3 separate regions of the Mus musculus genome follow, and all the other regions are linked to region 2. The links are chromatin loops, found by intact Hi-C in ENCODE. Cell type or tissue: heart. All regions are shown on one strand.

Evidence for each region. Hi-C counts contacts between places; a loop is a spot of excess contacts. Peaks named below come from ENCODE experiments on the same cell type or tissue, not always from the same donor. Only the 100,000 strongest peaks of a DNase experiment are listed, where the experiment ranks them.
Region 1: it touches region 2 in a loop (2.4-fold over the local background); 2 of 42 quality-filtered maps call a loop at or near these places.
Region 3: it touches region 2 in a loop (7-fold over the local background); 10 of 42 quality-filtered maps call a loop at or near these places.

Annotation. Positions count from the first base shown.
Region 1 is chr19:25,175,946-25,183,945 of GRCm38, forward strand. It overlaps Dock8 (dedicator of cytokinesis 8), which reads left to right. Exons shown (of 48, transcript NM_028785.3): 39 at 883-1,075; 40 at 5,617-5,760; 41 at 7,016-7,147; 42 at 7,544-7,678. Among named protein-coding and RNA genes, the nearest start is that of Gm24252, 14 kb to the left of the region's middle. In heart, no CTCF peak of the experiment used is centred here; a DNase peak (open chromatin) is centred at 4,316; H3K27ac peaks cover 1,874 bases.
Region 2 is chr19:25,128,136-25,136,135 of GRCm38, forward strand. Dock8 (dedicator of cytokinesis 8) reads left to right here. Exons shown (of 48, transcript NM_028785.3): 21 at 2,216-2,380; 22 at 3,929-4,101. Among named protein-coding and RNA genes, the nearest start is that of Gm34186, 24 kb to the right of the region's middle. In heart, CTCF peaks have their summits at 658 (motif pointing left) and 4,357; no DNase peak of the experiment used is centred here; H3K27ac peaks cover 114 bases.
Region 3 is chr19:25,233,427-25,241,426 of GRCm38, forward strand. It overlaps Kank1 (KN motif and ankyrin repeat domains 1), which reads left to right and starts at 3,549. Exons shown (of 14, transcript NM_181404.6): 1 at 3,549-3,891. In heart, a CTCF peak has its summit at 4,313; DNase peaks (open chromatin) are centred at 3,225, 3,485 and 4,215; H3K4me3 peaks cover 2,572 bases; H3K27ac peaks cover 2,256 bases; H3K27me3 peaks cover 1,605 bases.

The DNA of each region.
Region 1 (8,000 bases), 48 kb after region 2:
GGAGCCAGCATGGGGGTGCTGGAGCCAACCCAGGTCCTCCAGGAGAACAGTCAGTGATCCTGACCACTGAGCCATCTCTCAAGCCCCAGTTGGAGCCTTCTCTGATGTCATTATCATAACTAAGATAGGTAGGACAGTTTGGGGTAACATCCAAAAATATATGAGCACTAATGGAAAACGAGTTGGTTCATTCCTAAATTTCCAAAAAGATTACCTTAACTAAGTGCAATGCTTATTTTAAATTAAGAGAGAGAGAAAAAAAAAACATTGGCTGTTATATGAATTATTTCCCACATGCTGTGCTGAAGTTGTATTCATAAACAGAAACAGCTTTACTTTAGAAGTCAGTGTACTTTAAACCCTTTCTCTTTAGGTTCAGTAGTTTGGGGAAAAATTACTTACACAGTTAAAAATACTCAGATCTGTAAGAGAAACAATACATTATAACTTTGAGATAAAAGGAAGGAAATTACTTGAGATCCATGAAAATGGACGTCATTTTATCAGACTTTTTTCCTCATAAGACTTGTGCTAGCCGGGCAGTGGTGGCACACACCTTTAAATCCCAGCACTTGGGAGGTAGAGGCAGGTGGATTTCTGAGTTCAAGGCCAGCCTGGTCTACAGAGTGAGTTCCAGGACAGCCAGGGCTACGCAAAGAAACCCTGTCTCGAAAAAGCATCGGCACCCAGCACACCATTGTCATCTAGACAATGTTACCTTTTCTCTGTTTTGAAATTGTAAACAAAAATATTAAGGGTGATAATAAAGCTTACAAAAGAGAGAACCCTGAAGCACCACCACCACCACCACCACCACCCCCCGCCCCTTAAGAGCAGTGACGTTGAAAGGTTATCCATGAAACTTTCCTAATCTGTCTTCAGAATTGCCAAGAGCTACCAGGCATCGCCTGACCTGCGGCTGACTTGGCTCCAGAACATGGCAGAGAAACACACTAAGAAGAAGTGCTTCACAGAGGCCGCCATGTGCCTGGTGCATGCAGCCGCCCTGGTGGCCGAGTACCTGAGCATGCTGGAGGACCACAGCTACCTGCCGGTGGGCAGCGTCAGCTTTCAGGTAAGACAGGCAGTGCATCCAACCAGGAGCTGGGTTCCTTCCACCTGAGGGAAGGCGTCCTCAGCCACCACAGGTGATCCTGCATGGTACAGAGGAAAGACCAAGGATGTTTCCACCGTTAAAATATCGGTTCCCGGTTTTCTGTGTTGCTACCGTTGAAAACCCCTGTGTCAAAGCGATATCACTGCCTTGTCTAATGGCCTCACCATCTTTTAAAACATATTCATTACAGTAATGGTACTTAGATTAGAGGTAACAGTAGCTTTGGGAGATATTCTCAGACATTTTAGGCATTTGCCCATCCCCACAAGCCTGTGAAGCAGGCAGATAAGGAAGGCAGTGTTACTTCTGTTTCACTGATGTAAGAAACAAGACGGCATTTTTTTTTTAAAAGATCATTTAAACTCTTTCTGGAACATTTGTATTTGGCTTATCTACTGGCAAGGAAGGGACACCAGTATAATGATTCCCTCACGGGCCAGTCCCTCGATTCTGTTCCCTGGCTTTGTGGGACCCAACTCTTGTCCAAAGCTAAGAAAGAATCCAACTTACCTGAAATTGGAAAGAAATGGCTCCATGGATGCTTTCTGTGAACAACCTGAAATTTACCCACAGCCATCAAGGGCAAATTGTGCCAGACCTAAAAACTCTTAACAGGGCTGCCCAGCATCCCCTTGGACTATTGTTACTGTAATGCGCTACTTAGAGGGCAGAAAAGTCTCAAACAAGTGTTATGAGTAGTTTTTCTTAAAGAGATCTAAGCTACAGAGATGATCATCCCCGCTGCTTACAGGACAGCCATGGACCGTTCCCAGCCAGAGCTGGGAAGCTGGAGACAAGCGTTTATATTGCTCTTGTTTGGATTTCCATGGATGAATGTAAAAGGCTTTGTTCTCATTATTGTTCTTCAACACAGTTTTGTGATGCTTTCTGTAAAGGAGAAAGAAAAGACGATTCTAAGTAGCTTTCCCAGGCTTAGAGTAAAAGACACCGAAACTATTGCTGGTGCAGCCCAGAGCTTCTGGTTTCTCAGGGTCTGTTCATCTGCGAGCTGGGCCTTATCTCCAGTCATTGCTGCCGCCTCTCTTACAGTAACAAAAATACTTACTCTTCGATTTCATTCTCAACAGATAAATTTTAGTCTCAATTCAGAAATGTCTTTTATAAAGCCCAGTTCAATTCTCGTTCAGACGCATAGAAGGATTCCATCTGGTTTTGAGTCAAGTGAATAAGAAACTGTAAAGCAATGTTTGTTTTGTCCACTTGCCTGTCACGGAACTGCTGTAGCGCTGCCCTCCAGCTCCTCCGTGACACACTTGTCCCTTTACATCGCACTGTCACCCTTTTTTCTCAGCTAATCTACTGAGCTATTCCTTGGCCATCTCTCAAGCCTTTTCCTAAATGCTCTACTTTATGGTTTACTCCTTGATGCTTAAACATTATCCAAATTTCATTTTTACTATTATATTTAATAAGTCTCGCTTTATCCTTATTTTACTTAGAATTTGGTTGACTTTCTTATTTTGATAGGTGCCAAGGTGAGATAAAATTCCAGAACACCTGAGGAAGTCTATGTTATCCTTACGTGGAATATACAGATATATCTTCTTATATATTTTTATCTATTCCTTCTTCTTTTTTTTGTCTCTTTTGGCTGTTTGTTTTGTTTTATAGTGCTGTTGTTCTTTGAAACAGGGGCTTGTGATATAGCCCAGGCTAGCCCGGGGCTTCCCTAGGTTGAGCAGCATAGCCTTAAACTCATAGAGATCTGCCTGCCCTGTGCCATTCAAGTTTTCAGATCAAAGGCCACCATGCCTGGCTATCCATTCCTTCTTTCACATTCATTGAAGATTTATCCTGTCCACATGAACTTTATATTCTAGCAACTAATGATAAATAGAAAGGATACAAGATGCTGTGAACATTATCGTGTGCCCCAGACTAGAGTCAGGGGAAGGATGGAGATTGTGAGAAGGAAGGTGGAAGGAACTGTGATGTGTAAGGGCTTCTTAATGTGCAGAACATGACGAGCCAGATGTCCTTGAATACAGAACAGACTTCAAGCCATGCTGATGCCTATGGGAGAAATACTATATGTCTATGGGAGAAATACTATATTCTCCCAAGAATCCTACAAAGTCAGTTTGGATATGGGTGCTGGAAAGGGAGTGATACCAAGCCCACATTAACCTAAGGAGATGTGGAATCCATTAGCCTGTATGGGGAAACTAGCCCTCAGTCATACTTGCCAGTCTATACCTAGAGACCCAAGCTCATCCAACCTAGGCAGTGTCTCCACCTTCTGGGGTGTGGGCATCACTCTTCACAGGCAGAATTTCCACACTAAGGATGCTCGATTAAGATTCAAGACTAGGAGAGAAGACGGAAATCCTCCTTTCTAGAGTTGCAAAGAAAGTCTCAGGGCATCTTATTGGTTCTGAGCAGGTCTTATGTTTATCCCTGAATCAGTCATAATGGTCAAAGTAGTAAGATGGTCTGATTATCTATCCCATAGTCACAGGTCACACTGAGCATTACCAGTGTTTTTCTTAAAGAAAGTTAAGATACTTTCTGTCACAGAAGAATAAAGGAATTCAGACAGTATTAGCAACAGGTATTCTCTGCTGACAGCTCTCTCTCTCTCTCTCTCTCTCTCTCTCTCTCTCTCTCTCCTTCATTTCTTCTTCCCTCCCTCACCCTCTCTCTTTCTTTGACAGGATCTCACTGGTCTTGAACTCAGAGAGATTGCCTCTGCCTCTGCCTCTGCCTCTGCCTCTGCCTCTGCCTCTGCCTCTGCCTCTGCCTCTGCCTCTGCCTCTGCCTCTGCCTCTGCCTCTGCCTCTGCCTCTGCCTCTGCCTCTCTGCCTCTGCCTCTCTGCCTCTGCCTCTCTGCCTCTGCCTCTCTGCCTCTGCCTCTCTGCCTCTGCCTCTCTGCCTCTGCCTCTGCCTCTGCCTCTGCCTCTGCCTCTGCCTCTGCCTCAAGTGCTGGGATTTTAGGCTTGTGGCCCCATGCCTGCCTCTATTGCTTCTTAAACATCCTGCTTTAGTTTTTAACCTTGCTGTAATAAGATTGAGCCTTTGGGAAAGACTTGCAAAGCAGAGATAACTAACTTGGAAGAATAACAGGAGAAATGACTTAGAAGGCAGTGAGGTCCAAGCCACTGAGATCATCGGAATTCTATCCCTGGAGTGCAGGCAATGCTGATCTCACAAACACAGATATGGTTGTTACTTTTACACCCTCACTCTGAAGCCAGGAATGTCCGCCCAGCATCTTTTCCCCCCGTGACTTACAGCTACTGAGCTGCCCGGCTCATACCTATTCCTCTATGAGTAGAAAAATCTCATACAGTGCCAGTCGTGCTGGTGTCCTAAGCGATTAGATCCCTTCAGCTGAACTCTTGCCCCCTCTGCCATCAGTTCATCATGAGAAATCACGTTTGGAAGAAAGATTGGTCACAAGGGACTTTGAAAAAAATTCTGTGTTGATAAAACTGTATTCCAATGTAACTGTGACAATCTATGACGACTGCCTCCTTATGGATTCCTAAGGGTGATTCCTGTGACCTTGTTCGCCAAGTCAGAAAGTGGACAGCCTTTATATATCACAGAGAGCATCAGAGCAATTTTCAATGACTGGCTGGAGTATACCCCAACCTCAGGGGACAGAGTGTTAACCATTGTTGAGCACAGCATTAGGAAGGCGTGTCCTGTGTGCTCTTTGCAGTTACTACACGCTGGAGGTTTCCCATTTCTTCTCTATACCATACTCACTTCTTCCATAGCTGTAAGCCAAGAATGGCTCGTGGCCTATCAGAGGTATTGATGTCCCTGCCAGGATCAGAGCTCAGATGAGGCAAGCGGGGTATGTGCAGCACACAGCTTAAAGAGAAACTCATGTCAGAGGCAAGCAGGTCCCAAGTCAGCCATCCCAGGACCCTGAACATGAGTGCTGCCTGAAGGCTTGTGCCCTGCGTTTCCCATCCGAGCCAACCCTGCCCGAAATGCTTCATCCCCTGTTAAGATGCTCTCATGCCTGTAGTTTATAGAAAGGAAAACCACAGAAACAAAAGGGGAGGGCAGCTTCTGAATTATATCACAGCACCCATAAAGACATTCTCGTCCATTACTTTCCTATGTAATATTACACTTATGTAGCTCAAGGTCAAGACTGCAGGAGCAACATGTTTCAGCAAAACAGGAATCGATTTTCTGCTCACTGGCCTTGCCCTTAAAATCCAAAACATTCCCTCTTTGTCCTTAGGGTCATCGCACTAACAGTAAGGTTGTTTCAGCTAAACTGTTACTACATTAAGGAAAGTGTCCTTTCTAGACCGTTGCCTTATGGTTAAAAATTGTAGAGTTTGGTGACAAGTTTCAAAATGAATGGCCACCAGAAGCTCACAGGTTGGAACCATAGACTCGTAGCAATCATGGTCTGGTGAAGGTTGAAGAGCTTAGCTTCTTTATCTGTCTGGGTTTTGTGGTCCCTTGCTTGTCAGGTCCGCTGTTCCCCGGGCTCACAGTGGGTTCTCTTACAGAATATTTCTTCCAATGTGCTTGAGGAGTCTGCAGTCTCTGATGACACCTTGTCACCTGATGAGGACGGCGTATGCTCTGGTCGGTACTTCACTGAGAGTGGCCTGGTGGGCCTCCTGGAGCAGGCTGCGGAGCTCTTCAGCACGGTCAGTGTCTACAGGGCTCATTCACACCCACAGGAGCATGCAGGACAGGGCTGGGCCTGGCTGGATGCTTCCGGATTGGTCCAGTGGAGACGTCCATGTCCACAATTGCACCAGTTCTCCAAGGGAGGAGAGAAAGCCTTTCACCGTGGGCATACTCGTATTTCCACAGTGTGCTCATTGGCCAGGAGCAGTTTCACTGTGTTCTTTCTAGTTAATAGGGGTAGAAACTAAGCCACGGAAAGTGAAACAGGGTGCCCAGGTTACACAATCAGAGATGAGGCATATTCTCAATCCCTCATTTTCCCACTCACAGGAAAAAGTAGAGGAAGATCCTCTGAGGATCTATGATGCCTTCCACATCTGACACCCAACTGGTCTTCAAGACCCATACCCAGGGCAGCTCAGAGAGATGGAACTGTGGAAGCCATAGAACTATCCCTTAGCCCAGATCCAGAGCCACCCCTTAGCCCGATCTGGGTCTCCCAGTGAAAGAAAAGACACAGAACTACAGTCCAGGTCAAGGTGGCAAGGCACTCGTAGCTTTTCGTTTTAACCATTGCCCTCTGCCCCCATAGTGGAACCCACGTAAGTGGAGCACTGTATTTACCTGACCAATCTGTTTTCCTCCCTACATTATTTCTCATTCTCCCCTCTTCACCTCCAGACTCCCTCCCTAGACTGTCTACGTTTGGGCGTTTGTGTTCACTACCTTTATTCTCCTATCTTTGTTTTCCTAGAAAACTTTTCCAGAAAGGAACTTTTAATTTAACTTTTAGTCACAAAACTAGCTTTCTTATTACATTTTCCCACATACATATCATTATACTTTTCTCCTATCCACTCACACACACACACACACACATACCCTTATTTTCCTGAAATTCTAGAAAGTCAACTGGTAAGAACCTTATTAGCTCCCTGAGGCCCTGCATCTGGCGAGAGGAGAACCTAAAAAAAACCCAAAAGCCACAAGCACACCTCTCCACACCCCTCACTGCCTGGGCCATCTCCTCCCTTGTTTTCAGTTTGTGAAAAGCCTCCTTAGATGGCAATGCTATGTTCGTTCCTTACTTACTTGACGACATAAAGATAGCAACGTGCCTGGTTTGACCTGAAAGCTATGGCTCTCCAAAGATGCCCAGCTGGGCCTGGATTCTGTAAAGCACTGCGATGTCCCCCTGTGTGGTATTTGCATAATTAACTCTGGTCCCTTGTCTTAAACGTCCAATGCATTAACTAATCCCGTCTTTCCCAGGGAGGCTTGTACGAGACGGTTAATGAAGTCTACAAGCTGGTCATCCCTATCCTGGAGGCACACAGAGATTTCCGGAAGCTGACCTCCACTCACGACAAGCTGCAGAAGGCCTTCGATAACATCATCAACAAGGTAGCTGGGGATGAGCCTGGCCCATAAGTTCTGGTAGCAACGCTGCGGCAGGCGACCCTGCCTTAACGCTGCGCCACCATCTCCCTGGCGCTCATCATTGCTGTAACTCTCCATCAGACAAGGAAGGGCCGGCAGTACAGTGTGGCAGATTAGATTGCTTTATAGCTAGGAAATGTGAGGATTTTAAAATTTGAGTTAAATGAAGGCCCCAGAAGTCTCTCAGTGGATTTCTTTTGTCATCTAGGGTTTATTATGTACATATTAAATCTGCTTAACAGAGGGGATCTTCGTAATGCCAGCTGTGAGAATAAATTGCCGCCCAATAACCAGTCCTTTTAGCCCAGTGGGTCACCAGTAAGCACAGCTAAAGGAGGCTTCTCTTTGCTCCCGGGACAGGACCATAAGAGGATGTTTGGGACCTACTTCCGAGTTGGTTTCTACGGATCCCGATTTGGGGATTTGGATGAGCAGGAGTTCGTGTACAAGGAACCCGCAATCACGAAGCTCCCGGAGATCTCACATAGACTAGAGGTGAGAAAGTGAGACTGTGTGCGACCTTGGACATTCCCCCCCCCCCAAGTAGGGCAATGTGTCATTTTTAAAATATGTTCATTGCTGGCCTCTAAATTTCCCACCTTGCATTTGTAGTATGGGAAAGTAGGCAAGATTGGGAATACCATACTATTGGGACATTTTTCTCTTGAATCCTGTGTGCGTTTTACAGAGTTTAAAGTTTAAATCTTGAATCTTGTTTTTTTTTGTTTTTTGTTTTTTTTCAAGACTATAAAATTCAGTCAGCATCCACCCTTCCTTATAACCCCTTCCATACATGGCCAATATGTACCCACAGACA
Region 2 (8,000 bases):
TTGACATGAAGACAGGTCCGGTACTGTTTTGTCAGACTCCCTACATGTTTACAAAAAAGGAAGAAGGGCTGGAGAGATGACTTAGTCGTTAGAAGCACTTGCTGCTCTTGCAAAAGGCCCAGGTTCAGTTCCCAGAACTCACACAGTTCACACTGTGTGCATCTCCAGTTTAAAGGTACCTGATGCCCTATTTTTTTCAATTTTTTATTAGATATTTTCTACATTTACATTTCAAATGCTATCCCGAAAGTCCCCTATACCCTCCCCCTGCCCTGCTCCCCTACCCACCCACTCCCACTTCTTGGCCCTAGCGTTCCCCTGTACTGGGGCGTATAAAGATTTCAAGACCTAGGGGCCTCTTTTCCCAATGGTGGATGACTAGGTCATCTTCTGATACATATGCAGCTAGAGATACGAGCTCTGAGGGTACTGGTTAGTTCATATTGTTGTTCCACCTATAGGGTTGCAGACCCCTTCAGCTCCTTGGGTACTTTCTCTAGCTACTCCATTGTGGGCCCTGTGATCCATCCAATAGCTGACTGTGAGCATCCACTTCTGTATTTGCCAGGCACTGGCATAGCCTCATAGGAGACAGCTATATCAGGGTCCTTTCAGCAAAATCTTGCTGGCATGTGCAATGGTGCCTGCCTGATGCCCTCTTTTGACCCCCACAGATACTGCACTGACATGGCACGCATGCATACATGCAGGCAAAACGCTCATACACATCCAAAAATAAATAAAATAAGTATTTTCAAAAGTGTTTTTGAAAGAAAAGCAGGGGACTAGAGGGATGAGAAAGAAGGAGAGAGAAAGAACATTAAGATGGGCTCTTAGGACTGATGAGATGCTCAGCAAGTAAAGATGCTTGTCTCCAAGCCTGAGCGATGCCATGAATTAGATGCTCGAGATCCACATGGTAGAAAGAGAGTACTGGCTTCTAGAAGTTGTCTGAACTCAAGATTTGCCCCATGACACACGAACACACACACATTAAAACGTTTTCAAATGTTTGTGGTTCAGGTACTTGGTGGTGAGACTTGGGGCTCACTGGCCAGGCCTGAATCAAAACAATATGGTGGAGAACAATTGAGGGCAATCTGCCGTCAGCATCTGGCCTCTGCATACACATGCATACAGGCACGCACGTACACAAATATGCACATGAAGACACTGAAGGACTTAGTCGGCAGCCATTCATTTGGAACCTGCTTCTGCTCTGTTTAGTACTATGGAAGGCACAATATGGGAAGGAGGAGGCACAAATGATTGTGAGAAATGCACTAGGCCTAGGGCTGGTCTCCAGCCTTCATAGGGAGGCTACATTTACCACCAGGCATAGCTGCAAAATGATACAGTTTGGCTTCCTATCACTGTGGGGCATTGCAGGCTTCGTGCAGGAGTCTGAGCATGGAAGGGTGGTCTTTGTGGTCAGTGTAATTTTGTAGCAAGAAGCAAGGAAGTCACTCCAGGTATGGAGGACAGCATGAGAAAGGCAGGAAGGAGGAAGGATCACAGAATGGGATGAGCTGATGGCTACCTCATTAGGACATAGCTGGATCTGAGCAGAAACAGGCACAAAGTTGGCTAAAGCCAAATTATGATGAGCTAGGAGCACCAGACAAATGAGGTATAGACAGTTTGCATGGCCCTGCTGTGGGGAATGACATAACCTGTGTATGTTTTAAAGATGTACCTCTATGAGAATCTGTTGGGGGACAGATTTATGCATTGCTCTCACATCTGTTGGGCATCCTGTTAAGATGCAGATTCTAGTTCAGCTGGTCTGAGGTAGGGCCAAAGGCTCAAGCCCAAGGTGATGCTGATAATGTCCATCTGGAGAAGCCACCCAGTTTTCAGCTGAGTTTAGAAAGTAATGGCATAAAGACATGGGTATGTCTTGACTGTGGGAAACTGTGTCCTTTGCAGTGGGGAGAAAAAAAAAAGGTGTAAGCCAGGCATGGTGGGCTATGCTACCGTACCTATAATTCTAGCTGAAGCAGGAGGATTGCAGTGAGTTCTGGGCCAGCTTGAGCTACACAGAGGGAACTTGAGAATGTCTGTAGTGAGATTATCTGGAACACTGGATCTGGCTAGAACACACCTGCCTCCATGGGCGTTTCTTTTGCCTGGCTAAGGTGGTCAGTGATCGAGACGTGCTATTACAAGCCTGAGAACGTCTACCTCAGTTTCTCTTCTCTTCTTGGCTCCTCAGCAAACTTCTCCCAGTTTGCCTTCGAGTCTGTGGTGGCCATTGCCAATAGCCTGCACAACAGCAAGGACCTGAGGAAGGACCAGCACGGGAGGAACTGCCTTCTGGCCTCCTACGTGCACTACGTGTTCCGGCTGCCGGAACTGCACAGGGATACATCCAAGTCAGGTAGTGCTTCCTGGAGCAGGGGTAGGGATGGGGATGGAGATGGAGATGGGGATAGGGGCAGGTATCAGCAGGGTACCACGTCAGACCACTGCCACTGGATTAAAGGCTCAGTTTTGGTTTTCAGAGTAAAACTTGTATACGTGCTGAAATTAAAAGTTTGTAGATGCTTTGCCCTCTCTTCCTTCCTCCCTCCCTCTTTTTTATGTTGTACTTACTATGTCTGCCTAGTTGGTAACTTCTCAGTGATTACCCCACTGCCAATTTGTGATCCACTTGAGGGTCTGCTTTAAAAGACGGCGAACTGTCAACTGTAAGATTCTAGAATAACAGCAAGGAAAACACAACCTATGCCACATCAGTGACACCATTGAAAGTTCTTAAACTTTTCATCACATAAAATAGTCTTCATTCCCCTGAACTATGTTAATAATAATCCATTTTGGTATTCTTCTTAGTTATTTACGTAGACCATAAACCACAATGCCTGGGTAGCCCGGTATATAAAAATATCATCAGTAGACTTTTTTTTTATTACGTATTTTCCTCAATTACATTTCCAATGCTAGCCCAAAAGTCCCCCATACCCCCCCGCACTCCCCTACCCACCCATTCCCACTTTTTGGCCCTGGCATTCCCCTGTACTGGGGCATATAAAGTTTGCGTGTCCAATGGGCCTCTCTTTCCAGTGATGGCCGACTAGGCCATCTTTTGATACATATGCAGCTAGAGACAAGAGCTCCAGGGTACTGGTTAGTCCATAATGTTGTTCCACCTATAGGGTTGCAGATCCCTTTAGCTCCTTGGGTACTTTCTCTAGATCCTCCATTGGGGGCCCTGTGATCCATCCAATAGCTGACTGTGAGCATCCACTTCTGTGTTTGCTAGGCCCCGGCCTAGTCTCACAAGAGACAGCTATATCAGGGTCCTTTCAGCAAATGCTTGCTAGTATATGCAATGGTGTCATCATTTGGAGGCTAATTATGGAATGGATCCCTGGATATGGCAGTCTCTAGATGGTCCATCCTATTGTCTCAGCTCCAAACTTTGTAACTCCATCAGTAGACTTTTAAAAATTCCACATCCAAATAAATTTGGCACCTTTTAAGTCTCTGCAGTCATAATTTACATAAATCTGTAGTTCCAATCCAATTTTTAAACCAGAGTTGGACTTCCTTTGAAATATTGCATCTGCCTGTCCTCAAAAGATGACTCTGGGTGACTCAATTCTGAACAACTTTCCTCCAAAACTTACAAGACTTGTGTCATTCAAATATTGAGCACACAAAAATATTTGTGTTTCTCGTTTTCCTTGAGAATTCAGAAACTCTGGCAATTGGTGACAGACTAGTACCAAGTGTATGCCTCCAGTCCCCCCACAGCCCTCCCCACTACCCTCCACCTCACACCCTGCCCCTCCGAGCTGCAGAATACTCAAGGCCCCATCTTAGGTTCACATTTCCCCACCATTCCTCCCTTAGTCAGTCTTTCTTGAGCTCCGTAACTGACTCTGTCCTGTCTGTTGACATGTCTCTGGCTGCTGGGGTACAGGTGGCCCCACCACCGTAGTCCCCGACCCCCGATACCACACATATGGACGCACATCTGCCGCTGCAGTGAGTTCAAAGCTGATGCAGGCCCGTGTGATGAGCAGCAGCAACCCAGACCTGACTGGGTCACACTGTGCAGCCGATGAGGAAGTTAAGAACATCATGTCTTCAAAGGTAGGGATGGGGGTGGGGAGGGGGCACATGTACTCTTGTTTTGCTTCTTAGCTGATGTCTACTGTATGCACTTCTAGGTACAGCTTGATATTTTGATATGTAAGTATTTTGTATGTTGATCAGGTCAGGGTACTTAGGATGTTTAGCACCACATACATCCATCTTTCCTTGGTGGTTAGAATGCTAACATACTCTTTTTATAGAGATTTTGAAGTATTTGAGAAAGAGTTTTGACCATTGATGTTTTGGTGTAGTACCGTATTAAAACACGGTGGGGCACTGTTCTCATATTTTTTTCCTGCTTTCTTAGCACACTAAAGGAACTGTTGGTACCTGAATCTTTTTGGCGTTGTTTTAACTTGGGGTTCTTTTAAGACGGGGTTTCTTTGTGTAAACCTGACTCTCCTGGAACTTGCTCTGTAGACCAGGTTTGGCCTTCAACTCAGAGATCCACCAGCTTCTGCCTCCTGTGTGCTGGGATTACAGTCATGTGCCACCACTGCCTGGTTCTTTTAGGTGTCTTGACATAGTGTCTCACTCTGTAACCCAGATTAGCCTAGAATTTAGTAGGTAACTCAGACCAACCTTGAACTCACGGATATTCTCCTGACTCAGCCTCCCGAGTGCTAAGTTTACAGTTGTGAGCCACCATGCCTAGCTAGGTACTCAGTTGCCCTCCATCGACTTTGCCAAATACTTTCATAAAACACTTATTTAACTTGCATGTAGAAGCATTTCTGCATGTATGCATGTATGTACACTATGAGCATACCGTGTGCCAGAAGATACCAGCAAAGGTGTCGGTTGTGAGCCATTGTGTGAGTGCTGAGAACCAAACCCGGGTCCTCTGCAAGAACGGCAAGTGCTTTTGAGCATCACTTCAGCTCTCTACCTCTGTCGGGTGCTTTGATGGTACTTTTCCAGAACGGAACTATTAGTGTGGGGTGGTTATTTTGTGTCTTGTCTGTTTGTTTAATTGTCCATATTCATTGTACATGCGATGGTTTTATAGTTTCAAGTAGACCGAGTACGTTTACCCTCACCCCTCAATGCCCTTCACTGGTCCCCTTCCCTTCTGCTTTCATTTTGTATGCATTTAATGGACTCAAGTGTCCCTATACAACGTGTGCACCACAAACCAGAGAACGCATGCAATATTTGTCTACGTCTGGCTTGCTTCACTTAACATGATGGTCTCCCAGTATGCCCATTTCCTAGCAAACAGCATAACCTTGCTCTCTGTGACTGAATAACACTCCGTTGTGTGTATAAAATATCTTCTCTACCTCTTTATTTGCTGATAGACACTTAAGATCTTTCCATAGCGTGACTACTGTGAATAGTGATGCAATAATATGGATGTGCACATGTCTCTCCAGTGTGTGACTGATAGCCTTTCAGGTACCTAGCCACATATGGTTGGCTGGGTCAGAGGGTAGTGCTATTTGCAGTGCCTGAGCACCCACCATACTGATTTCTATAAGGATTGGACAATTTACGTTCCCAACAAGGAGTCTGTCCACCTTCACTAGCACTTTATTACAACTATTCTCTTTTCCGTCTTTATTAATTATTTGAGAATTTTAGGCAGGCCCTTTCATGATATTCACACCAACTCTTCCAAGATCTATCTCTCTGCCCACACCAAACTTCATGCCCTTACTTTCTGGTGGTTGTTGTTGTTGTTGTTGTTTTCTTTAATAACCCACAGAGTCAAATTTGTGCAGCCTAGATAGATAGATAGATAGATAGATAGATAGATAGATAGATAGATAATATTATGTATTATATATTACATATATAATACACACACTCATGGCCCAGGGTCATCCACTGGAGTGTGGTTGACCTACCCGAGGCCACTCCCAGAAAGAAAACTAACTCTTGCCCCCAAAGCCAGCAGCTGTCCATAGCTCCTCATAGAGGAACTCATGAACCACACCCTTCCTATAACGATGGCTCTCCTCAGTGAGGGTGAGATATAATCAGTGGCTGTTTCATTAATGCTTTTATTTTCCTCTTTTTTTTTTCTGGTGGGGGAGGATCTGCTGTCCTTACTCTATATATGATATTCAGTTTTCCCAGCCCCACCTAAAGAGGTTGTGTTTATCCAGTATGTTTCAGGCTGGCCTTGAACTCCTGACCTACCTGCCTCCACTTCAAGAGTATCGGAGTTGCCTTTTCCTGCTGGCTAAAGATCCCACATATGTTTCACGTGTTTCTTGGCCAACTATTCTTCATCTTTTGAGAACCATCTGTTCTCTTTATTGCCTGAGTAGTTCCATTCTTCCATATTTAGTGCCCTTAGTATATTCTAGGTATTAACCCTCTGTCTGCCACAGGTTTCCCGTGGGCCGCCTCTCGTTGCCTCCTTTGCTGTGCAGAAGATTTTTCGTTTCACGCAATCCCATTCGCCAGTTCTTGGGGTTCTTTGCACAGAGCATTTGCTGCCATTTTGAAGTGTTTTCTCTGTCTTACACTAACCGTCTTGGAGTTTCTTACGTTGAACTCTTCCGCCCGTTTTTAGTTGACGCTCATACACTGTGAGCAATGAGAGATGAAGATCAATTTCCTTATTCCTTACTCTGTATGTGATGCCCAGGTTTCCCAGGCCGCTTACTGAAGAGGCTACTTGTATCCAACGTACATTTCTGGCATCTTTGTCCAGCTTCACGTGGCTGTAGCTTTGTGAGTTTAATTCTGGCTCTTGTATCCATTCTATTGGTAAGGCTTTCTACTGAGATTTTTGTTGTTGTCTGATTTATTGAGATCTTCATTCCCAAACTTCAGTTTATTATTTTTCATCATTTCTACATTGCTATTGAGTTCTCTTTCCTATCCCCTATTGACTTCCTTCTTTATACAATTGTTTAGTGCTGTCTCCTTAAATCTATTTAGAAATGTACTTGTGTTGTCCTTAGTGTCATTGATCATTCTTATAAATAGTCTTTTTAAACTCTTCTGGGATCTCATCTTATTTCCTTCCATTGGAATCCGTTATTATAGAACTGGTCATTTTTGGAGGAGTCATGTTGCTTTGATTTTTCAAGTCTCTTATGTTTCTGCAGTGGGACTTGTACATCTGGGATTACGTCATGGTTGGATTTGTTGATTATCTATTTCATTTAAAATATTCTAATATCCATCCTCCCCGCTAGTTGTTAAATCAAATCCTCACAGCACATGTTTAGGGCATTGAGCATAACCTACAGCAAGGGAAAAAAATGGTCTTTGTGTGACTTGTACGAACACAAGTGCAGATTGTCTCTATGTAGCTAGCTATGTATGGAAGCAAACTGGCTTTGTGGTCACATACCTGGAAGCTGGTGCACAGTACCTTGATGCAGTCGCTTGTCTGACTGCAGGTGCTGATCCCATCCCTGTGTAGCATCTCACTGTCCCTTCTCTGGTGTATGGGTTTTGAGCCTTAGCACCCTGTGTTGCTGCGTGTTTGTTTCCTACATCTATCTTTTCGTTGTTTGCCACACAGCCTGTCTGGTTTATGGGCCATGTAGTGAGTATTTTAACTAGAGGAGTCTTTCAGTCAGTGGGTACTGGAAGGGACTGTCACCAAGCTTTCTCCTGGCACTCACCCTAGTACCTTTAAGCATTTGCTACTATGTTGGAACAAAGAGCTCTACAGTCCCGTTTACTTTAGACAACATGGTATAAGATGGGTGGTTGCCATGGACCAAGGTAGCTAGCTAATGCTGGGCATCTGAGGGACTGTGAGTCAGCGCAAGATGGCTAGCAAGGGATGTCCAGGGAACTTAGAAGTAAGTGGTGATGCTTTTTAGCAGAATGATACTTTTATGTCACTCTGTGTAAATATGAGGACTTCTCTTTTGACTTTGCTTTCACCAGCCTGCCTATATGTGTGTGTCTGTCCATAGGCCTGT
Region 3 (8,000 bases), 110 kb after region 2:
TGGGTAAGAGCACTGACTGTTCTTCCTTAGAAGGTCCTGAGTTCAAATCCCAGCAACCACATGGTGGCTCACAACCACCTGTAATGGGATCTGACGTCCTCTTCTGGTGTGTCTGAAGACAGCTACAGCGTACTTATGTATAATAATAAACAAATCTAAAAAGAAAAAAAAAAGATGTCAAGTTTCCTGGATCAAGCCTTGCTAGCACTCTACGCAGAACAGGCCCTCACTCAGTGAGTACTTGGTAAATGATATTTCTAAATGAAGCAAGTGTGCAGGGACAGGCTTGTACACATAATCCCTCTACTTAGGATCCCGGTATTATCATACACCTTTCATACACCTTTTGATGTTCTATAAATATTTGATAGCAGCCACAATAATATAATGACTATAATTATGCCTAAAGATTATACTTAGCACAATATTCCTGAACTAGGGTTCTGTCCATTAGCAACATATAAAACTTACCCGGGATGCGATAAATTCTAATTTTTTTTTTCTTCAGGGTTTCACACACTTATTTCCAGGGAGCAGGCACCGGGGCTGCCATACTCTCTTGAGCATTGTGCTGGGTCCTCTTTTCTTTCCACATTTAGATAGTGATCACCTTGTTTTCTAACAGCATCGGGACTCTTGCAGCCATTGCCTGGGCTTCTTAATGTTTATGAGTGAGAGGCAAGGTACCGTACACAGTGTGAGCTCAGCACTTGGCATAGGAGAGAACCGAGGCAGTCAGGTGGGCCACTCCTCTCTGCTCCCTTATGTGATTCAGCCTTCCTACATAGCAGTATTAAGACCTGTGCTCGTGCCGGGCAGTAGTGGTGCACACCTTTAATCCTAGCACTTGGAAGCAGAGGCAGGCGGATTTCTGAGTTCAAGGCCAGCCTGGTCTACAGAATGAGTTTCAGGACAACCAGGGCTACACAGAGAAACCCTGTCTTGAAAAACAACAACAACCAACCAACCAAACAAACAAACAAAAAAGACCTATGCACGCACAGAGTACTTGTTTGATGGGTTAGAATTTCTCTGGAAGACCAGCACATCACTGATTTTTGTTTGTTTGTTTGTTTTTTGCATGTTGCACTTCCAAGAATTGCCTCCCTCTGTGAACCATTCCATTCTAAAGACTGGTGTTCTCTTTAGGTCATTCCCAGTCCTGTCTCACTGCGGGGAGCTGCAGAGGGGATGGGGTATCCTACAGCCTGGATGGACCTTCAGGTGTTATTCCAAGGGAAAGAGGCCCCAGCTTTCAGAGCCTTCATATCGCTATGTTTTCATTCATAGGAAACAAAAACCAGGCAAACCTTAGAGACAGAAAGTAAACAGTTTAGTGGTTGCCAGGAGCTACGGGAGGGGAAGGGAGAGGAGGGGAGGGAAGGGGAGGGGAGGGGAGGGGAGGGGAGGGGAGGCTGCTGATGGCTGTGGGGTTTCTTTGCAGGGTACAATGAGTGGTACTTCTGAATACACTCAAACACCCCCCAACTGTGCACAGTGAGGGTGAGTTAAATGATGTGTCAATTGGCTTTAATGTAAAAGAATGAGTAAATCAAAGATAAAATTTCAAATATAAATCTGAAAATTGAATCTATTTTTCATCCCCGAGACAAGGTCTCACTGTGTAGCATTGAATAATCTGGAGACCAAGCTGGCCTTGAACCCCCAGAGATGCATCTGCCTCTGTATCCCAAGTGCTGCGGCTAAAGACTTGCACTACCACACTGGGCCTGCTGTGTTTTATTGATCACATCGGCCCACTCTTTGAGATCCTATATGTTTAATGCTTGCTGAGTAAATGTAAGGAGGGAGAAATGAAGGGGAAGTCAAGACTTGGAATTCTGGAGGGGTAGGCATTACAAACTATTTTTTTTGCATGTGTATGTATGTATGTTCATGTGTAGGCACACTAGTGTGTGCAGATGAACATATATACTCATGTGAGCATGTAGAAGCCAGAACTTGAAGTCAGATGTCTTCCTGGACGGCTTCCCACCTTATTTACTAAGGCAGCCAGTCTTCCTGAACTTACAGCCCACTGACTGAGCAGTCTAGCTAGCCAGGTGAGGACATTTGAAAAACAGGAATCCCATGGTTCCGATCCTCTCCCTGTAAGCACGTTTCTCAGGAATTATCCTGTATGAGTGGTGTCTCCCACACCATCTACTGAATCCAAGGACCCTCTTAACCCATGTAGAAACTGAGGTTCCCAGGAGGAGACCTTTTGCTCTGTTACCCATTGCCTTTTGCTTGTTCTAACAGTCTGGTCTAGGAGAAGGGGTGCTGTGTGTGTGTGTGTGTGTGTGTGTGTGTGTGTGTGTGTGTGTGTGTGTGTGGTGGAGTGGGCACGAAACAATCGAGACGATCAGAACCTTCAAATCTGTCTTTATGGTTGTTTTAGCAATACCCATTTTTCATATAGCTCAGCCTGGCCTGGAACTTGCTATTTAGCAAAGGATCCTCCTCGCTCCAGATTTTTTCTTCTTCTTCTTCTTCTTCTTCTTCTTCTTCTTCTTCTTCTTCTTCTTCTTCTTCTTCTTCTTCTTCTTCTTCTTCTTCTTCTTCTTCTTCCTCCTCCTCCTCCTCCTCCTCCTCTTCCTCCTCCTCTTCTCCCCACCCCCTTTCTTCTCTTTTTGGTTTTCTGTGTAGCCCTGGCTGTCTGGAACTCACTCTGTAAACCAGGCTGGCCTGGAACTCAGAGATCCGCCTGCCTCTGCCTCTCAAGTGCTGGGACCAAAGGCATGCAGCATCACTGCCCGGCTTCCAGGCTTCTGTTATGTTCCCCAGCAGTTATGTTGTTTTTGATCACTGGACTCTCTGTCTTTGGCCATCTTCTTGAAAGAGGACTTGTGCCTCAGTTCCCAACTCATCTCTTGTGGATCTACTGCCCTTTCTTCTGATGAAGCTTTTAGGGACAAGTGACTTCTTTCTTGTGCTCCACACCCTGTAGCCAGGCCTTGTCAGTTTGGACTCCAGACTCCTCACTCTGCTAGGAGTGCTGGAAGGAATGAATCTAGGTCCCTGCGGCTTGCTAGTTGGCTGGAACTTTCCATCGGCTCCAGAGCGGACTTGAAACCTCGAGTCTCCTACTCCATTCAGGTTCCCAAGCCAACGTCTTAACGGCGCCCGGTAACAGGCGCTATTAGGGTGCTACTCTGCTCCTGGCGCGCCCAGCTCCCAAGGTCGAAAACTTGCTCGCACCGAACCCCCTCCAGGGCGAATGGGAGGGTCGCTCGGGCGGGTAGGAACCAGTGGTGTGGAGGTGCGCCTAGGAGAGTCGCGGCGGCGCGCAGGCGCACTGGGCTCTCCACGGCCGGCTCTCGGGTACAAAGAGCGCGCGGTGCCTTGCGGACTTCTCGGTTAGAGCTGCAGCCGGTTTGTGTCCCTGCACTCGGTGGCTCCCGGCAGCCGCAAGTTACTCTTGCACGGCCACTGCAGGATTCTGCTCCGCGATCTAGTGTAACTGGGGTTTGAGTCTGGCGCTGCCCGAGGCCCCGCCCAGCGCTTCTCGGTCCCTCCCCGCGAGCCGCCCGCCCTGTGCCAGCTCCAGATTCGCGGCGCTGGAGGTGAGTAGTGGCAACGCTGCGCTCCTGTCCCCTGCAGGGACGATCTGGGGCGCCTGAACTCCGACTCTACCCTGAGCCAACAGGGTGCCCAGCCTCACACTCTTGGCGCGTGCTGGAGCGCACGGCGACACTGGCCCTGAGATTGCCCTGGGAAGGTCCGTGGGGTTGCCTTGGCTAGCAGTCGCCTGGGATCACCGCTGGCGCTCGAGGGGGCGGCGCCTCCCGACCTGGAGTGGGGCGCGCTGGTCCTTTGATACTAAGCCGTCCTTTCGGAGCCGGAGTGCAGTGCAGTGCAGTGCAGCGCCCTTTTCCGAGGCGTCCCAGGGTAAGATTGGTGTACCCTCTGGCAGTAGGAAGCGGCGATTAGTGCTCCTTTATCCCGGTCCCGGAGCGGCAGGTGGCCCTAGCTGGTGTTGCAGGGTCTGGGCGTGGGGGAGGGGTGGGTGCGGCCTTTAGGGGCCGCCCTAAGCTCCGGGACCTGCTTGAGTTCCTGAGGACCTGCAGTGTCAGGTCCAGCAGGACGGGTGGCAGCGTCCCGGGGCACACTTGGTCGCGCAGGTACGTGGGAAACCCCGCGCTCGGGAGCCGCGGAGCTGGTGAGTCTCATCCCCCCTCACCAGGTCCCTTTGCAACTTTCAAAGGCAACTTTTCGCGGGCGGTCCGGCCTGAGCTGACTCCGCGCGGCTGACCCGGCGCAGGCCTCGTTGTTCGCGTTGGCAATGTTCTGTGGCGTCCCCCAGCGCTTGTTTTCTGCACTTCTCTCCCGAGGTGCCTCTCCGTTCGTCTAATTAAAGTATGGAATCAGACCGAGAGCCCAAGACTAATCAGGAATGCCAATCCCCCGGATCAGTGACCTTGGTTGTCACCTGGGCTACTTGGGAACCAAAGCCTCCTTGCGTTAATTGCGAGTTTGTTAGAGTTGGCTTTTATGCGGTACTTAGTTATCTTGTTTCTCATTTCGTGCATCGCTCTCCAGTAAGTTGTTGGGCTCTTCAATGTTTAATCTATTTAAGTTTTATTTTAAAAGTTGGATGTAATACACATCAATATACTTTAAAATTCATGAGTCATTGGCTTTTCATATAATAATAAAATTATGCCATCAACAACGCTCCCACCTCTCCACAAAAACCATCTCCGGGACCGAGCGGCTGCTGTTTCTGTCTCTTCCCTCGGGTAAGAGGGATAGATAGATAGTGAGAAGACACGTAATCAACCTTCGGTTGTTTTACAGCTAAATTTTGGGAAAGTGCTGAGCAGGGCGGCTGCGGGAAAGTGTGTCAGTTGATTGGGGAGATTAAAAAGGGTGAGGATGGAGGAGTGTCTGTCTGCCCGTGCAGACATTCACTTAGCTGGGAATTCATTTAGCTTCCACGGGGGCCTTTGGTGATCTTTCTGAGCGAGGGTTGCCTCCTCCACAGGTCGTGCTAGTTGACTGAGTTACTATGGCAAAAGTGAGTTCTGGAGATGGGTGTGGGTTGGGGGTTGGGAGGAGGGGGTGGAATTGGGGGGAGCGACAGGAGACAAGGAAAGACTACAGAAATCAGAGCTTGCAAGTGCACAAAGGAGAGAGATTAAAGGGGGGGGGGAAAGACCCTTCAAGTTTAAAAGCAAGGATTGTTTTTAGTACTGGGGTTCCAACTCAGTCCTGCTAAATAAGTATTTTACCATTGGGCTCCACTCCCAGTGCCTAAAAGTACTTTTTAAAAAAATGTTGGGGAGTGGGGGGGAGGGTATGGGGGGCTTTTGGGATAGCATTGGAAATGTAAATGAGGAAAATACCTAATAAAAATATATATAAAAAAAAAGTCTAAAAAAAAATGTTGCCCAAACTGGCTACAAAGAAACTACAGGCATTGCTACATCAAAAACTAGGTTGATGATCTTATGTGTACTGGAGCTCAGGAGACATCTTTCTTGTTTGTTTGTTTGTTTGTTTGGTTTTGGTTTTTCGAGACAGGGTTTCTCTGTATAGCCCTGGCTGTCCTGGAACTAGGAGACATTTTTTACAAGGGAGGATGGAAGAGGAAGGGTCTAGATGGGGAGAAAGCCAAGGTTTGGGGAGACAATTCCTTTTAACGGCTGTGTAGTATTCCATTGTGAGACTGTACCACACTTAATTCATTTTAGGATGGGACTTTGAGTCCATGTATGTGCATACATGTCTATTGGGAATAGGAGCAAAGTTTAGGAGTTCTGAGCTAGTGTTTAGATTAGATGATACTGTCAAATAGATTTCCAAAGTAGTTTTTTCTTTTCTTCTTCTTCTTCTTCTTCTTCTTCTTCTTCTTCTTCTTCTTCTTCTTCTTCTTCTTTCCTTTTCTTTTCTTTTCTTTTTTTTTTTTTTAAGATTATACTGATATCAGCAGTGTGAATGCGCTTTATACTGGCCTTAAACTACAACAGGAGATTTAACAGTGGTGCCCTCTGCTAATATAAAATCACAATTCTAGTACTTTTATATTGCTTCTTAAACATATTTTAATAGTTTTGAAATATTGTTATTAAAATACCACCAAACCTGTGTGTGTGTGTATATATATATATATATTGATATATTGATATAGGATCTCATGTAGCCCAGGCTAGCCTCAGACTCACTGTCTAGCAGAGGATCGTCTTGAACTTCCAGGTGCTGGGATTGCAGAGCTGTGTCGGTCGCCATGGTTGGTGCAGGTTCTGGGATGATTCTGGGTGTGCCTTCAAGGGACCGTGATCATCCTGTCATTGGGAATGTTTATCCATGCTTTGGCATGGTGTGTGATGCTGCAGGAATCATCTTTGTGTGTAGCTTTCCTCTCATACTTGGTTGCTTTGTAGTTGAGACTTCTCCTTTGTGTGTCTCTGAATCCTTGTGGGTTACACTGCTCCCTGCAAAGCTGAGGAACCTCTGAACCGAGTACAGAATTGAGTAAAGACATCTTTCAGTTGGTAACAGTGACAGGGTCTCTTGTGGGTTGAAATGCTATTTCTGAAGATAATGGCCAGGGCGACCCTAATGTCTTCCTTTTAAATAGAGTAAGTGGCAATTTTATTGAGCAGTCACGTTCAGTTTTTCTTTGTGTGCTACTTTGTGGCAGAGGCTCTGAGCCAGGGGCCTTAGGAGATAAAAAGAAGGATCTTACTATAAAGTCGGGTTTTGTTGGTTTGTTTGCTTTGTCCAGAAAGAGTATGCAAAAATGTAAAGTTCAGCAACTTCTAGCTCGGGACTGAGGGTTATTTTATCTGTTTATGTTTGAGTTCTGAATCAGGTTCTTCCGTGGATGCTTAGGAGCAGTTTCTGAGAGCTGTCAGTCTTGGGCTGATCTTCAAGGGATCTTAGGGGAGCTGAGGGCCACTGAGCATCTCTAGGGGGCCTCCACAGTGGACAGGGACGTACTGTTGGTTTCCAGGACAGCAGAAGTGGTGTGCCATTCTTTACTCTTTTTCAGGAAGATTCCAAGTAACAGAGCCAACAGAAAGGCAGGGCAACACTTGGCTTTATAGGAAGAAAGCCTCCTGCACGTCACACTGTGGGGGCTCCTTTTGAAGACTTGGGGGGCTGGGATCCATGTGTGGCTGCTTGGTGTAGCTGGGGCTTGCAACTTCTTTTCTTCCCTCTCTTGGAATTCAGTGGAAATTTCCCTTATGGGAAAGCTTGTGAGTAAGGTGATAGCCTTTAACTTTGGTAAATAATAATTATATTTCTTTCTATGACATGCAGAGTTCTGGTGGAGGAACCCTGAGCTCCTAGCAAGGAGAAGGAACTGAGGTACTGAGCCAGAATAGGAAGCAGGGGTCAAACCTGCCTGCAGTAGGCCCCAGTGGCTCATTCTCAGAGGTAGTCACTGAACTAGGAGTAGGTAGCAGAGATCTGGGGTACAGGCAAGGGGTTGACTATATGTTGAGAACCAGAAACTCAAGTAGGCAAGGCCATAGAAGTTAGATACCAGCATTGCTGGACATGGGATGTTTGAATGGCCGTTTGAGATCGCCCCCTTTGTCCATAGACTTGTGACTGTGAATACTGTTGTTCTGAGCCCAGATCCCCTGATTGGAATGTAGGATCTGTAGCTTGCTCTGTGAGTTTTGGTGAGTTACTGAACTGCTCTTTGCTTCCCTTGCCCTGCTGTGAAATGGTGTTAATAGGTCGAGTGTGTGGCATAAATCTATAATCCCAAAGACGTGGGGATGTTGGACTGGTCATGTGTTCGAGGCCAACCTGGGAGAGACACCTGTGCATTTGGGAGGGGCAAGGAAAGAGAACAATGAAATTGGCTTGGGTGAGAGAGAGTTGACCCTGATGTTTTTGTGACTGTCTCCTCCTTGCTCCCCAACACTGCACCACCATACCCCTAGGCCTGGAGATGTGGTTGTCTTTGCCCAGGGCAGGTGGGGTCCTGACCACAGCCTGCAGTATCTCCGGGTGTTTTTTATTTCACTCTTAGGCTTTAA